Linked DNA regions of Homo sapiens: region 2 is linked to region 1. A link is an interaction called in ENCODE POLR2A ChIA-PET data of the cell type or tissue named here. Cell type or tissue: CD4-positive, alpha-beta T cell. All regions are shown on one strand. Region 1 overlaps PATL2 (PAT1 homolog 2). Region 2 overlaps SPG11 (SPG11 vesicle trafficking associated, spatacsin).

Region 1 (5,000 bases):
AAGTGCTGGGATTACAGATGTGAGCCACTTCTCTCGGCTGTGATTTCTTAACTGTAAGTGCAAAAGACATGTTTCAGTCCTGACCTTAGCTGACATCTCTACAGCATTCAACACTGCTGATCACATCCTCCTTGGATCTCTGTGCTCCCACAGCTTCCCAACACTTGTCTCCTGGCTCTTCCAGTACCTCTTGGGTCATTTTTCTTTGGCCCTTTTCCTGCTCCCCTCATCTTCTTCCCATCCTTTGAATATCCGCTTCCTCAGGCTACTTCTCAGTCCTCTATATATCAAATATTCTTAATCTGAGGATCCCCTGAAATTGTGTATATGTTGGTGTGGTTTTCAGTATGTTTGTTTTTCTGGAAAGAGCATCTGTAGCTTTTATCACATCCTCAAAGGGATCAAGGATCTGCAAAGGTTAAATCCTCTGCAACCTGATATCCCTGGGCAATCTCATCTCATGCTGATGATTTCCAAGTTGTTTTGTCAGATCAGACACCCCTCAACTTACAACACCTCAGTGTTTCTCATGTCCCATTCTTTACATAAAGCATAAGCCCCTTTACAATCTGGCCCTGACTGTCATAGAAAGCAACCAGTCTCCTATCTTAAAGTTCCCTACCTTCTAGATTGAGTTTCAGAAATAGTAAACTGCTTTTAGCTGCATGGAGAAATTAGGGTTCCACTTTAGCCTTCTCTCGTAATCGCTGTGCACCAGGTTGTCCCTACACTGGAGACCTCTCGCCCTTGGTCTGGGAGCTATATTCTGTTGTTGATTAAGGCAGCTTTCTGTTCCAGTTCTGTCTTTCCAATGATATTGAAAGTGTGTATCTTAGCAGGTAATATGCTGTGCATTATGTCATATAAGCAACATGAAGTTACAAAGTAAGAGTTGTTTTAATTGGAAGGTGATTTCAGAATTGTCTTTATTGAATGGTCTTATTCTAATATTCTAGTTATTCAAATGGGAAAAACAAACTCGGCCCAGGATTCATCTCCTCCAGGAGGCCTTCTCAGATAGGCTTTTCCCTTCCAGCCTGGGATAGGCACCCTTATGTGTGCTCACTGATCCTTATGCTTTTTGCTCATTGCACCTACCACACTGTGTCGTCATTCTGTTTCTAAATTTGTCACTCCCACTTGCAAGCAGAGATGTTCCTCATCTCTGTGCCCCTGGCACTTAACACAGTCTCTGGAACAGAGTAGGTTCTTAGTAGATGTTGACTGAGCTGAACTGGAATGGAAAATTATGGACCTTTCCCTGAGAGAGAGACTTCTTCAGAGGGGTTTCTTGCCAGCCACCTGGGTGTGTCCTACTCCAGCTCACTCCTCACGTTCTTCCCAAGAAATTTCATTCCAAGAAACAAACCAGAATATCTAAGCCAGAAATCATAAAAGAAAAGATACGTAGATTTCACTAAAGAAAGTTAAACTTCTATATTGAAGACATATTTATGCCAAAGTAAATGCTAGATGGAGCAAAGATTTAAACATAAAAAAAATCTCAAAACGGTGGCTGGCAAGATGGCCAAATAGGAATAGCTCTGGTCTGTAGCTCCAAGAGAGATCAACACAGAAAGTGGGTGATTTCTGCATTTCCAACTGAGGTACCCAGCTCATCTCACTGGGACTGGTTAGACAGTGGGTGCAGCCCACGGAGGGTGAGCCAAAGCAGGGTGGGGCATTGCCTTACCCGGGAAGTGCAAGGGGTTGGGGAACTCCCTCTCCTAGCCAAGGGACTGTGAGGGACTGTGCCTTGAGGGACGGTGCACTCTGACCCAGATACTACGCTTTTCCCATCCTCTTCACAACCCACAGAACAGGAGATTCCCTCAGGTGCCTATGCCACCAGGGCCTTGGGTTTCAAGCACAAAACTGGGCAGCTGTTTGGGCAGACACTGAGCTAGCTGCAGTTTTTTTTTTCATACCCCAGTGGCGTCTGGCATGCCAGCGAGACAGAACCATTCACTCCTCTGGAAAGGGTGCTGAAGCCAGGGAGCCAAGTGGTCTAGCTCAGTGGATCCCACCCCCACAGAGCCCAGCAAGCTGAGATGCACTGGCTTGAAATTCTCACTGCCAGCACAGCAGTCTGAAGTCAAGCTGGGACACTTGAGCTTGGTGGGGGGAGGGGCGTTTGCCATTACTGAGGCTTGAGTAGGTGGTTTTCACCTCACAGTGTAAACAAAGCCACCAGGAAGTTCAAACTGGGTGGAGTCCACTGCAGCTCCGCAAAGCTGCTGTAGCCAGACTGCCTCTCTAGATTCCTCCTCTCTGGGCAGGGTATCTCTGAAAGAAAGGCAGTAGCCCCAGTCAGGGGCTTATAGATAAAACTCCCATCTCCCTGGGACAGACAGAGCACCTGGTAGAAGGGGCAGCTGTGGGCACAGCTTCAGCAGACTTAAACATTCCTGCCTGCTGACTCTGAAGAGAGCAGCGGATCTCCCAGCATAGTGCTCAAGCTCTGCTGAGGGACAGACTGCCTCCTCAAGTGTGTCCCTGACCCCCATGCCTCCTGACTGGGAGACACCTCCCAGCAGGGGTCGACAGACACTTCATACAGGAGAGCTCCGGCTGGCATCTTGTGGGTGCCCCTCTGGGACAAAAATTCCAGAGGAAGGAACAAGCAGCAATCTTTGCCGTTCTGCAGTCTCCGCTGGTGATACCCAGGAAAACAGGGTCTGGAGTGGACCTCCAGCAAACTCCAACAGACCTGCAGCAGAGGGGCCTGACTGTTAGAAGGAAAACTAACAAACAGAAAGGAATAGCATCAACATAAAAAAAAAAAAAATCCACACAGAAACCCCATCCGAAGGTTACCAACATCAAAGACCAAAGGTAGATAAATCCATGAAGATGAGGAAAAACCAGCACAAAAAGGCTGAAAATTCTAAAAACCAGAACATCCCTTCTCCTCCAAAGGATCACAACTCCTTCCAGCAAGGGAACAAAAGTGGACAGAGAATGAGTTTGATGAATTGACAGAAGAGGCTTCAGAAGGTGGGTAATAACAAACTGCTCCAAGCTAAAGGAGCATGTTCTAACCCAATGCAAGGAAGCTAAGAAGCTTGAAAAAAGGTTGGAGGAATTGCTAACTAGAATAACTAGTTTAGAGAAGAACATAAATGACCTGATAGAGCTGAAAAACACAGCACAAGAACTTTGTGAAGCATTCACAAGTATTAATAGCTGAATTGATCAAGCAGAAGAAGGAATACCGGCGATTGAAGATCAGCTTAATGAAATAAAGCAAGACGACAAGATTAGAAAAAAAAAATGAAAAGTAATGAACAAAGCCTCTGAGAAATATGGCACTATGTGGAAAAGACCAAATCTACATTTGATTGGTGTACCCGAAAGTGATGGGGAGAATGGAAACAAGCTGGAAAACACTCTTCAGGATATTATCCAGGAGAACTTCCCCAACCTAGCAAGACAGGCCAACATTCAAATTCAGGAAATATGGAGAACACCACGAAGATATTCCTCGAGAAGAGCAACCCCAAGACACATAATCATCAGATCCACCAAGGTTGAAATGAAGGAAAAAATGTTAAGAGCAGCCAGAGAGAAAGGTTGGGTTACCCAGAAAGGTAAGTCCATCAGACTAACAGTGGATCTCTCTGCAGAAACCCTACAATCCAGAAGAGAGTTGGGACCAATATTTAACATTCTTCAAGGAAAGAATTTTCAACCCAGAATTTCATATCCAGCCAAACTAAGCTTCATAAGTGAAGGAGAAATAAAATCCTTTACAGACAAGCAAATGCTGAGAGATTTTGTCACCAACAGGCCTGCCTTACAAGAGCTCCTGAAGGAAGCACTAAACATGGAAAGGAACAACCGATACCAGCCATTGCAAAAACATACCAAATTGTAAAGACCATCAACACTATGAAGAAACTGTGTCAACTAACGGGCAAAATAACCGGCTAGCATCATAATGACAGGATCAAATTCACACATAACAATATTAACCTTAAATGTAAACAGGCTAAATGCCCCAATTAAAAGACACAGACTGGCAAACTGGATAAAAAGTCAAGACCCTGCCAGGCACGGTGGCTCACGCCTGTAATCCCATCACTTTGGGAGGCCAAGGCGGGTGGATCACGAGGTCAAGAGATTGAGACCATCCTGGCCAACATGGTGAAACCCCATCTCTATTAAAAATACAAAAAATTAGCTGGGCCTGGTGGCACACACCTGTAATCCCAGCTACTTGGGAGGCTGAGGCAGGAGAATTGCTTGAACCCAGGAGGCAGAGGTTGCAGTGAGCTGAGATTGCGCCTTTGCATTCCAGCCTGGGCAACAGAGTGAGACTCTGTCTCAAAAAAAAAAAAAGAAAAAAATCAAGACCCATCAGTGTGCTGTATTCAGGAGACCCATCTCATGTGCAAAGACACACATAGGTTCAAAATAAAGGGATGGAGGAATATTTACCAAGGAAATGGAAAGCAAATAAAGCAGGGGTTGCAATCCTAGTCCCAGATAAAACAGACTTTAAACCAACAAAGATCAAAAGAGACAAAGAAGGGCATTACATAATGGTAAAGGGATCAATGCAGCAAGAAGAGCTAACTATCCTAAATATATATGCACCCAATACAGGAGCACCCAGATTCATAAAGCAAGTTCTTAGAGACCTACAAAGAGACTTAGACTCCCACACAATAATAGTGGGAGACTTTAACACCCCACTGTCAATATTAGACAGATCAACGAGACAGAAAATTAACAAGGATATTCAGGACTTGAACTCAGCTCTGGACCAAGTGGACCTAATAGACATCTACAGAACTCTCCACCCCAAATCAACAGCATATACATTCTTCTCAGCACCACATCGCACTTGTTCTAAAATTGACCACATAATTGGAAGTAAAACACTCCTCAGCAAATGCAAAAGAACGGAAATCATAAAAAACAGTCTCTCAGACCACAGTGCAATCAAATTAGAACTCAGGATTAAGAAACTCACTCAAAACTGCAAAACTACATGG
Region 2 (5,000 bases), 110 kb before region 1:
AAACTTATTTTCTTCAGTATTTAGCATCGGCTGGGCACGGTGGCTCATGCCTGTAATCCCAGCATTTTGGGAGGCTGAGATGGGTGGATCACCTGAGGTCGGGAGTTCAAGACTAGCCTGACCAACATGGATAAACCCCATCTCTACTAAAAACAAAAATTAGCCGGGCGTGGTGGTGCATGCCTGTAATCCCAGCTACTTGGGAGGCTGAGACAGGAGAATCACTTGAACCTGGGGGGCGGATGTTGCGCCGAGATCACGCCATTTGCACTCCAGCCTGAGAAACGAGCGAAACTCCGTCTCAAAAAAAAAAAAAAGAAAAAGAAAAAAAAAATATATGGCATCAGCATATTCACGGACTGATCTGAACCAGAATCTGAAGCCACTGGTGACAGTGTATGTCTTGGGGAGGTCCCTAATTCCTTCCCTCCATTTTCCCAAGAGTCTACCCTGACTGAGATTATTCCTGAGAAAAGCTGAGGCTCCTGAATTATCAGCAGTACACCCCATCCTGGAGCTCATTACTTTGCACCTACCGGATCCAACTTCTTCCTCATTAGCACTTCAAAGTAGTGCTTTTTATGCAGCAAATCAAATATGTATGTCATCTCGTTGTACCTTCCAATGCCAGTGAGGAGCCGTACCTGTGAAGTGGGAGGACAGCTCGCATCAGCATCACCTGGAGTCTGGAGTTCTCTGAGCCAGACAACTACCATCAGTGGTTGCTTTCAGATGCCAAGCTCCAGGAGGAGAAGGGCTAATTTCCAGGCTACCATGCTTAGCTCCCTCCCATGTACCCAACAGGGGGCCTCTGGAGGATTCAGAAATGTCAGTCACTGGGCCACCACTGGCTGTTCTTTTTTTTTTTTTTTTGAGATGGAGTCTTGCTCTGTCACCCAGGCTGGAGTGTAGTGGCACGACCTCGGCTCACTGCAACCTCCGCCTCCCGGGTTCAAGCAATTCTCCTGCCTCAGCCTCCCAAGTAGCTGGGATTATAGGCATGTGCCACCATGCCTGGCTAATTTTTGTAGAGACAGGGTTTCACCATGTTAGTCAGGGTGGTCTCCAACTCCTGACCTCAGGCAATCCGCCTGCCTCGGCCTCCCAAAGTGCTGGGATTACAGGCGTGAGCCACCATGAACGGCTTTGCTGTCCTTAAATGTGACTCTCAAGTGCTAAAGTGCCATTCTCCTGGGCAGGCACTCTTCCTCTTTTCACCACTACTCATGACAGTGGCCCAGTAGCTTGCTCAGCCACTCAGGTCAGTTTCAAGCCCAGAGAATTTAGGGAGGCACATGGGAACTGAGTTGCCGACTTACTTCAATTCAGAGATGGGGGGAAGGTCCAAACCTTGTTTTGGGGAAAAATGCAGCTGTCTTAGCCCTCTATCTAGAAAAGTTAACTGCCCTGACTAGGGGGTGGGATGGCCCTGGAACCTGGGAGGGATCTTCTCCCTTTCGCTCCTTTGGAGCAACCTCTGATTCTGACAGAAATGATAACTTGGAGCAGAGGGTTGGGCTGCCCAGCCAACTCTCAAGTAGGTAGTGGTATCCAGATGGGCAGAACCCCCTACGACTACATCAGCTCTGGGCTGGCTCCCACCCTTTCTACTACTCTCAAAGGTTTCCACAGGATGGAGACTGGGGTTGAGGGGGCTACTTACCACCAGCCCATACTCCTCACTGGGGGCCAGGTGGTTATCTGTGAGCATGTGGGCGGCCTGTAGGACTCGGATGATGCCCTCCATGTGGCACGTCAGGGTGAAGCAATGATGGGCCAGGATCAGGAGCTCTGTGGCTGGGAGGGTGGGCACTGGTAAGATAAGATTATGAACCCTGGCTGCCCACTGTCAACCTCTGCCTGGCAGGAGGGAAAAAGGGCCTGGTGGAGAAGGGGCCTGTCTGGAGAGGGCCGTCCCATCAGCCCTCCGAAGTCCCTGAACTTAGCAGCTGTAGCTTTGAGACAGCCCCTTGATGACATCCAAATCATTCTCTCAGTCATGGCACAATCCTCAAAGACAATCATGTAGTGACTGTTTCCCCAAAAGGCCCCCAAAATGAGAACACAGCACCCTCGCCTTCTAAACATGGAGAAACTTTCTGCAGACAAACTGATGGAGTTCCTGCCAACATGAATCCAAGGGCATTCTCTGCTTGTATCCCAGCAAAAGGTCTCAGGGCCTAATCAAGTGCCATTTGGTGTTCTGGCTTTCTAGAGTAGTGAAAGTCTGACATGTACAGATTTAAAAATACTACAATCACTGTAAGCACAATGAAAAGGCAAACTGGGAAAAACACCTGCAATGTGAGGACTGAAGAAGGTTCTCCATCCTTAAAACATGCTGTAGCCTCTGGGCTTTTGCATCTGCAGGGCCCTCTCCAGTCCTACTGACTCCTAAGCATCCCTGACAATGAATCCTTCAGGCCTTCGTTTGGACATTTCGTCCAGAACTCTATCTTGACCCCATCATTCTGGCTCTTACTGTGTATTAAGACCCTAGTCTGAGCTCCAGGAATTGCTTATACACCATATCCTAGATGCTTATAGTGTCTGGCACAAAGTTGGCACTCAGTAAATACTGTTGAACTGGACCGAGAAGAGATAGAGAAGGCTATTTTTATTTAAATTTCTTTTCTTTTTTTTTTTTTTTTTTTGAGATGGAGGCTTGCTCTGTTGCCCAGGCTGGAGTGCAGCGGCGCCATCTCCACTCACTGCGAGCTCCACCTCCCGGGTTCAGGCCATTCTCCTGCTTCAGCCTCCCGAGTAGCTGGGACTACAGGCACCTGCAACCATGCCCGGCTAATTTTTTGTATTTTTAGTAGAGACGGGGTTTCACCGTGTTAGCCAGGATGATCTCGATCTCCTGACCTCATGATCCACCCGCCTCGGCCTCCCAAAGTGCTGGGATTACAGGCTTGAGCCACTGCGCCTGGCCTTAAATTTCTTTTAGAGATGGATCTTACTCTGTTGCCCAGACTAGAGTTCAGTGTTGCAATCACAGCTCATTGCAATCTCCAACTCCTGGGCTCAAGGGATCCTCCCACCTCAGCCTCTCAAGTAGCTGGGACTACAGGTGTGCACCACCATGCCCCGCTAAGTTTTTAAAAATATTTTTAGAGACAGGGTCTCACTATGTTGCCCAGATTGGTCTCAGACTCCTAGTCTCTAATTATCCTCTGCCCTCGGCCTCTCAAAAGCATTGGGATTACAGGCGTGGGCCACTGTTCCCCATTCTAATATACAGTTTTTCATTATATATAAGAAATCTGTGTAACCATTAGAAGTTATATAGAAGAATATTCAATGCCATGAAAAATGTTAATGACAGCATATTCATAAAGTAAAAAAATTATAAACTATACAGAGTATAATGTCATTTTTTAAAAAAGAGAACTTATCACACATTCTAATGAAGGCCTATAATGAGTTAGACATTATGGAAAATAAACAGGCTTTGAATCCATGGACTGGGTTCAAATACCAGCTCTGCCACTTAACAGATGTAATCAGCTTTCCTAAGGTAAAGTTTGTCTCCCTTCTAGGGGACAATAACGTTCTCTTTGCAGGGCAATATAAGAGTGAAATAAGTATGTTGAGTAAAGGTTACCTTTTTGTATGATTTTAAATTTGGGGGTACTCATCCATAATTTCTAAATTTTCTTCAGTGAAGTTAAGGCTTTCTACCAAGAACTTATAACTCCTGCTGGAGGGCTAGGCATCCAGAGCAGGAACAGGGACCCAAATCAAGTTTTGGAGAGACTGGGAGACCTTTTGAGACCTGTTTAGGGCCAAAATATGTAAGAAAAAGGTCAATAACTTACTGCAAGACAGTTCCCCATGGGGAACGGAGGAAATCTTATCCAACAACTTCATGCCTACCAATGTGCGGTCTTGACACAGAGTGGTCAGCTGAAGAAATGTCTGGCTTTCCTCTGTTGGGTTGAACATCTGCTTATGTCCTGTACAGAGAGGTGTGAAGACAGGTGCTGGTTTTATCTAAGAGAGGCCCACTCTGCCCAGGCTTAGGCACCAGGAGGTAATGCTTATGGAGCTCTGCAGCTCTCCGCTTGCTGAGCTTGAAACCCTTGGCCTATTGGTCATTTTATAGGACAGGAGTTCTTTTTTTTTTTTTTTTTTTTTTTTGAGATGGAGTCTTGCTCTGTCATCCAGGCTGGAGTGCAGTGGGGTGATCTTGGCTCACTGCAACCTCAGCCTCCCAGGTTCAAACGATTCTCCTGCCTCAGCCTCCTGAGTAGCTGGGACTACAGGTGCCCGCCAACACGCCCGGCTACTTTTTTGTATTTTTAGTAGAGGCGGGTTTCACTGTGTTAGCCAGGATGGTCTCTATCTCCTGACCTCGTGATCTGCCAGCCTTGGCCTCCCAAAGTGCTGGGATTACAGGCGTGAGCCACCGCGCCCGGCCAGGACAGTTCTTTAGCTCAGAAAGCCACAGCTACTCCCAGTGTAATCATAAAACAATAAAAAGCAACAGCATGTATTTTGTACATGTATTTTGTAAAAAATAAAGCATGTATTTTGTTTTATTTAAACAAAATACATTACTGCAATCCAGAAACTTGAGAGAACCACATACAGGATGTATATAAGCACAACATCCAAATCCTTAACACTGGGAACTAGAGAATGCTGTCAGAGAGGTTGGGAATCCCCGGGGGGTAGGGCACCTGTTCCCTGTGATGAAGTAAGCAGCTCCCGTGTCACCTCTTCTGCCACGAGTTCAGCCACAGTATCTGGCTTAAGGCCCTGTGTGCTGATGAAGGCCTGGGCTCGTTTGCATCGGTCAGGCTGCTGAGAGGCCAAGATTTTCCGGAGCATGGCTTCACCATCCTGAGCAGCAACATCTGTGTAGGAACAGCCCAACTCCTGAGAGGAAGACAAAGCCAGTCAAGGCCACTTTTAGAAGCCAGGAAAAAGCAAAAGAGCCCTTTCTGAAATCTGATGTGGACAGACTCCACTGTATTCTGAGCTTACAGACTCCT

The links. ChIA-PET counts read pairs that join two places held together with the same protein. Peaks named below come from ENCODE experiments on the same cell type or tissue, not always from the same donor. Only the 100,000 strongest peaks of a DNase experiment are listed, where the experiment ranks them.
Region 2: POLR2A ChIA-PET joins it to region 1 with 5 read pairs; 4 of 35 experiments call an interaction of 5 or more read pairs at or near these places.

The regions. Positions count from the first base shown.
Region 1 is chr15:44,681,280-44,686,279 of GRCh38, forward strand. The region is part of intron 3 of PATL2 (PAT1 homolog 2); the gene reads right to left. Among named protein-coding and RNA genes, the nearest start is that of SPG11, 20 kb to the left of the region's middle. In CD4-positive, alpha-beta T cell, no CTCF peak of the experiment used is centred here; DNase peaks (open chromatin) are centred at 1,752 and 2,142; H3K4me3 peaks cover 622 bases; H3K27ac peaks cover 1,614 bases.
Region 2 is chr15:44,568,862-44,573,861 of GRCh38, forward strand. It overlaps SPG11 (SPG11 vesicle trafficking associated, spatacsin), which reads right to left. Exons shown (of 40, transcript NM_025137.4): 32 at 4,686-4,884; 33 at 3,822-3,959; 34 at 1,664-1,797; 35 at 537-644. Among named protein-coding and RNA genes, the nearest start is that of EIF3J, 34 kb to the left of the region's middle. In CD4-positive, alpha-beta T cell, no CTCF peak of the experiment used is centred here; no DNase peak of the experiment used is centred here.